2 separate regions of the Homo sapiens genome follow, and region 1 is linked to region 2. A link is an interaction called in ENCODE POLR2A ChIA-PET data of the cell type or tissue named here. Cell type or tissue: Caco-2. All regions are shown on one strand. Each heading gives the region's core, and the rest is flanking DNA. Links, peaks and the distances in the headings are about the cores only. Region 1 has its middle 33 kb from the start of LINC01946. Region 2 holds the start of SPAST (spastin).

Evidence for each region. ChIA-PET counts read pairs that join two places held together with the same protein. Peaks named below come from ENCODE experiments on the same cell type or tissue, not always from the same donor. Only the 100,000 strongest peaks of a DNase experiment are listed, where the experiment ranks them.
Region 1: POLR2A ChIA-PET joins it to region 2 with 11 read pairs; 5 of 35 experiments call an interaction of 5 or more read pairs at or near these places.

The regions. Positions count from the first base shown.
Region 1 is chr2:31,835,320-31,838,232 of GRCh38, reverse strand. No RefSeq gene overlaps it. Among named protein-coding and RNA genes, the nearest start is that of LINC01946, 33 kb to the right of the region's middle. In Caco-2, for the core only: CTCF peaks have their summits at 587 and 792; no DNase peak of the experiment used is centred there.
Region 2 is chr2:32,062,114-32,065,026 of GRCh38, reverse strand. It overlaps SPAST (spastin), which reads right to left and starts at 1,471. Exons shown (of 17, transcript NM_014946.4): 1 at 781-1,471. The coding sequence starts at 1,195. RefSeq lists silencers at 608-737, 768-1,187, 1,248-1,387 and enhancers at 759-1,559, 1,608-1,677. In Caco-2, for the core only: a CTCF peak has its summit at 1,466 (motif pointing left); DNase peaks (open chromatin) are centred at 636, 1,096, 1,476 and 2,366; H3K4me3 peaks cover 2,407 bases.

The sequences.
Region 1 (2,913 bases), core at 124-2,623, 230 kb after region 2:
TACCTGAATGCTTACCTTCAGTCTTGAAGGAAGTGTGTGCAAATGTCCTCCAAGTGAATAGAAATAAACTAACCTATTTCATAACACAGTCCTACTTGATTCCTTTACAAATAGTGATTCAGAGCTTCGGCTCCAGAGTCAAGCTGATCTGGATTTGAATTCCATCTTTTGCAGTAATAAAATTTGACTTAACTTTTTAAGCTTCTTTTCCCTTGTTTGTGAAGTAGAGATGATGATAAAACATTGTTCATAGTTGAAGAAGGTAAATGAGATGATACATTTAAAGTGCTTAGCATGATACTTAACATGCTAACCTGTTAAGTTTTCAATAAATTTTTACTATTATTAAACTATAATAGCCATTCTTTAAAGAAAAAGGGGGCTGGGTGTGGTGGCTCATGCCTGTAATACCGACTTTTTGGGAGGCCGAGGTGGGTGGATCACCTGAGGTCAGGAGTTCAAGACTGGCCTGACCAACATGGAAAAACCTCATCTCTACCAAAAATACAAAGTTAGCTGGGCGTGGTGGCGCATGCCTGTAATCCCAGCTACTCAGGAGGCTGAGGCAGGAGAATTGCTTGAACCCGGGAGGTGGAGGTTGCGATGAGCCAAGATTGCACCATTGCACTCCAGCCTGGGCAACAAAAGTGAAACTCTGTCTCAAAAAAAAAAAAAAAAAAAAAAAAAAAAAAAAAAAGGGGGAGGGAGGAAAGGAAAAGAAAATCAGTGAATACACTAGGTGTCAGCGTTGTGCTTCAAATCGTGAAGTGCACAAAATGCCTACTCTGATTTTATTTAGAAGGTGTCCAAGTTGAACTGGCTTAGAATAGAAAGATACTTAAGCAGATCTGGGAAAGTCAGAATTCTAAAACTGCAAAAGGATATAACAATGTGCTGGCTTAGGACAGCATACACTGATGATCTTTTAAAGCTCGCAATCTATTAAAAATAAGAGCTGCCTACCCCACTGGTCTACAGCCATCTCCATAGACTCAGCATGGAAATTAAGACTAATCTCACCTTTGTCTAGGATGCCAGCATTTTTCTCATATCTATAATCTAAGTCTTGGAGTCATTTTCTAGGAAGAATTGTGTTTGAATCCTGTCTTTACTACTTATTAGCTGTGTAGATGATGATAATATTTGTTTTACCTACTCCATACGGTCATCAGAATGACTTCTGAAAAATGTGTATTTTGAAAAGCGGCTTACTAAAATGTAAAATATTATTATTCTGTACAGTTGGCAAACAACACAGGTAGAGAGAGGAAGATTTTTCCCAGAATTCTTGAGTTGCTCTGAAGCCTCAATTTTTTGAAAAGATAATTTGCTCTTAAATGAAACTTAGAATGAACTGATTGAGCTTGTTTAAATACTGGTTATGACCCAATCCCAAAATGGGATTAATCCACAGTGTAGTAACACAATCCTATGTATTTCTTTTTTCTTTCTTTTTTTTTTTTTTTTTTTTTTTTTGAGACAGAGTCTCTATAGCCTAGGATGGAGTGTAGTGGTGCGATCTTGGCTCACTGTAACCTCTGCCTCCCAGATTCAAGGAATTCTCGTGTCACAGCCTCCCAAGTAGCTAGGATTACAGTTGTATGCCACCATGCCCAGCTAATTTTTCTATTTTTTTTTTTAGTAGAGACAGGGTTTCATCATGTTGGCCAGGCTAGTCTTGAACTCCTGGCCTCAAGTGATCCACCCGCCTTGACCTCCCAAAGTGCTGAGATTACAGGCGTGAACCACTGTGCCCAGCCAATCCTATGTATTTCATAGTATACAGTGATAATCTTAGAGTGAATATGAAAAAAAGCCTCTAAACTTCCTTAACACAGACTATCAATCATTTAATAGCTGAATATTTGGTGTGAGTGGGATAATACTTGATATAGCATTCTTTGGGTATAGACCTTAAGTTTTTCATAGGTTTTCTCATGATTTTGCATGTGAACTAAACTGTTATATCTCTATCACATTCATTGAGAATCCATTATGTACTAGACATTTGAAAAGGAGAGTAAAAACTGGTTTAGAATAACTAGTCTGGAATAATTTCAACAGGTTCTTTGAGGGTTTAATTACAAAGGTTTGATTGCAGGCCGACTCAAGAAATTGAAAGGGGAGTTTTAACAATTTTAAAGTTTTACTTCAGTGACATAAGCAATAGTAAAGTTGACAATCCTTAATCCAAAAATTGAAATGCTCCAAAATCTGAAAAGTGTTTGAGCAAAGACGTGACACCACAAGTAGGAAATTCCACACCAGACCTCATGTGACAGGTCACAGTCAAAAAGCAGTCTAAACTTTGTTTCATGCACAAAATTATTAAGAATATTATATAAAATTACCTTCAGGTTATATGTATTAGGTATATATAAAACATGAATGAATTTTATGTTTAGTCTTGGATCCCATCCCCAGGATATCTCATTATGTCTATGCAAATATTCCATAATCTGAAAGAAATTCAAAATTTGAAACATGTCTGGTCCCAAACATTTCAGATAAAGGATATTCAACCTTTAGACGCAGCTCTATAAATGCCTACTGAGAGTATCAGAAAGATAGTGTTAACTTGCATGGTCTATTTTTGGGTTGCACTTATGAAAATCTCTTGGGCAAGGACAAAACCAGACCTTTATAGGCAACTAAGACTTACCTTCATACATGTAGAGATAGATATACATACATGTGTATAATAATAACTATTATAATATAATTGTATAATATAACTACTATAATAACTATAATAACTATTATTGCTAATGTTAGTGGCAGTAGTAGATATAAATGATGATGTAGACACCATAACATAAAAAGATGTCTATACCAGTAGAATCTATTCAGTGAGTTTATAGTGTAATCATGGGCTAAATCAGACTGATATAAATTCTATCATGTAGATTATAA
Region 2 (2,913 bases), core at 212-2,711:
AAAGTTAGCTTAAAAGAAACCCGAAAGATGTAGTATCCTTGCTTTCATTCAGAAACATACATAGTTGTTTTAGGTTTTACTGTAAAGTGGTATGTTTAAGTTTACGCAATCCATTCATCAAACATTTCAACTTGGAAATTAAAGGCTACTTTGGAATACTGTTTTAATTAAAATCAAAGCAACAGGGGGAAAAGTTTTATGCTAAATATAACTTCATTGAAAAAGTATTCAGGAATCGTTGTACTGATAAAATGATTATCTTGATTAAAATGATGCAAATTCAACTGCAGTCATATGCAGCTATTTCTTTCAAAATTGTCACCATTTGTTCTTTTTTTCTGACACTACAATACTCTGCTTTCATTAAAAGCCAGTAAGGCGGCACTGCTTCTTCAATATCAAAACCTTTTGGAAACCTTGGTTCAGAGGAAGCTGCACACTCTTCACAGTGCTAGAAAGGATCAGTGTGGTCACTCTAGGACAAATGTCACTGTCATCAACACGTCTGGGTGTCTCATAGTGACCTGGGTCATGCAGAAGTGTGGGGGAAGGCTGGTGTCTGAAACAAAGTCGACAGCTACAGTGCCCTGAAAGGGGAGAGGTTTTAAGAATACTAGAAGATGAGGCTCCGACCTACGGGAAAGCAGTCTCCCGGGGCATATCAATTCCGGGGGTGCACCGTCCCCTCCCGCAGAAAAGGGACGCAGGTGTTGCCCTCCCCCGGCGACCCCACCGCCTTCTTCCCGGCGCCGCCGCCCCCTCCCCCAGCCCCCTAGTTACCTTTCTCATCCTCATCGATGCGCAGGGCAATGGAGATGTACTCGAAGGCCTGTTTGTGGAAGACTCGGACGCGCTCGGCCTCGCCGCCCGGCACCGGCGCCGGGGCCGAGGCCGAGGCAGGTGCTGGCGCGGCCCCGGAGCTCCTCTTGGCTGCCATGAGGGCGCGGGAGAAGCGCTGGCAGAGCCACACGAAGAGGAGCCCCAGGTGGAAGGCGACCAAACGCAGCAGCGCGAAGCCTACAAACAGCGGGTAGGAGAAATAGTACAGGTTCCGCTTATGCGGCGACTCGGGCGGAGGGGCCGGCCCGGCGGCGGGAGGGGCGGGGGCCAGGCAAGGGGGCGGAGGCCTGGGAGGCACCGGGTTGCTGGCGCCGCCGGAGCCTTTCTTCTTCCCTCGTCCACCCGGAGAATTCATTCACAGCTCTCACTGCCGCCGCCGCCATAACCCGCCTCCCGCAGACCGACGGGAACCAAGCGACGGCGGCAGCCACTGCTACGGCGGGGGCCACAGACCCCCGTGTGCCCGCCGGTCTCAGGAGCTCCGCACTGCCGCACGCTGCCCGCCGGCCCCGCCCCTTTCTCCTTCCTCGGCCAGGAGCACAACCCCTTCTCCTCCTGCAGTCGGTGGCTCGGGCCCCTCCCTTCCTGTCGCTGTCCTCTCCGCCGCCTGGTGGCTCCCAGCGGCGGCCGCGCACGCGCACGTCTTCCCGTGTTTTTCTCCGGCGCGCGCGCGCACGGCGCGTCTTTGTTGACCGGGGCCCCTGTACGCGTGTGCGGCCCCCGCCTCTCGGCTTTCCCACTCAACTACAGTTCCCAATGTGCAGTTCGGCTCACGTCGGCAGCCCTGGAGAGCTCCTGCCAGGAAGCCTTCGTAATCGATCCACGGAAGGGGGAATTGCGGCTTGGGGTCGCTCTGCTGGTTCGCTAGGCTCCTCTCTCAGTGTCGTCGTTTTCTTAGATTTCTTTCATCTTTTTCTGCCAGGCGACCTAAGTCTTCTCCGAAGGATAATTGGCCCATCTCAGAAGCAATGGATATCAATCTGGGAATTAAATTAGCCGGGCGTGGGGGCGCGCGCCTGTAGTCCCAGCTGGTTGGAAGGCTAAGGCCGGAGAATCGCTTGAACTCGGGAGGCAGAGGCTGCAAGTGAGCTGAGATCGCGCCACTGCACTCCAGCCTGGGCGACAGAGCGAGACTCCGTCTCCAGAAAAAATAAAATAAAAATTTAAAATCTGGGAATTATTTGAGAGGAAAGCAATTGTGAAGATAAGAAACTTCAGGTCACTGCAAACAACAGCAACAAAAATGTTAGCTCAGTGTGATGAGATCAACTAACCCAGGGGTTTAACTAAATTAGTGCATATTTAGATGTCTAATATGAAAGATAATTTATTTGAATAAGGGAAATCTTAGGTTTTGCATAGTTACCATCCCATAGTTTACTGAAGAATCTACACTTTTTTTTTAATCTACTCAGCATCCCTTCCTTTGGGAAACTACCTGCTTGTCTCTGCTCCCTGTATTCTAATGAGCTGCAAGCACAGAACCCAGACCGCAAAGGCGGAAGCAAACACTAGGTCAGTCAGATTCTCCTGGGACCTGGAATCTTGGCTGGAGACCCACCGAATAGAAAGTAACTGGAAACGAGTGCTCTTAAGAGCGGGTTTATCAATGCATCACATTGAGCTCCCCCAGAGCTGCTGGGTTCCTGACTGGTCACTTGGTTATGTAATCTATCCAATACACTAATCAGTCTGTTTCTCTGTTTCTCTCTTCCTCTCTCCTTTCCCCCTTCCTTCCTTTCGTCTTTTCCTCTCTCTCCCTCTCTCTCTATCTCCACGTCTTTTTTCTCTTCTCTTTCTCTTTTTACTTGAGTTAGCCATAATTATTTCTTGTTTCCTAAAACTAAGGAAGCCAAACTGATAAAAAGACTCCGTTATTTACAATGTGAGGTTTCCAAATGCCCCATGAGAGCTTCCAGCTTCCAAGAATCTCCACATTCTGCCACAGCTTTATTTTTTTATTTTTTGGACAGGGTTTCACTCCATTGCCCAGGCTGGAGTGCAGTGGCGCAAACAACATGACTCACTGCAACCTCCACCTCCCTGGCTCAGGTGATCCTTCCACCTCAGCCT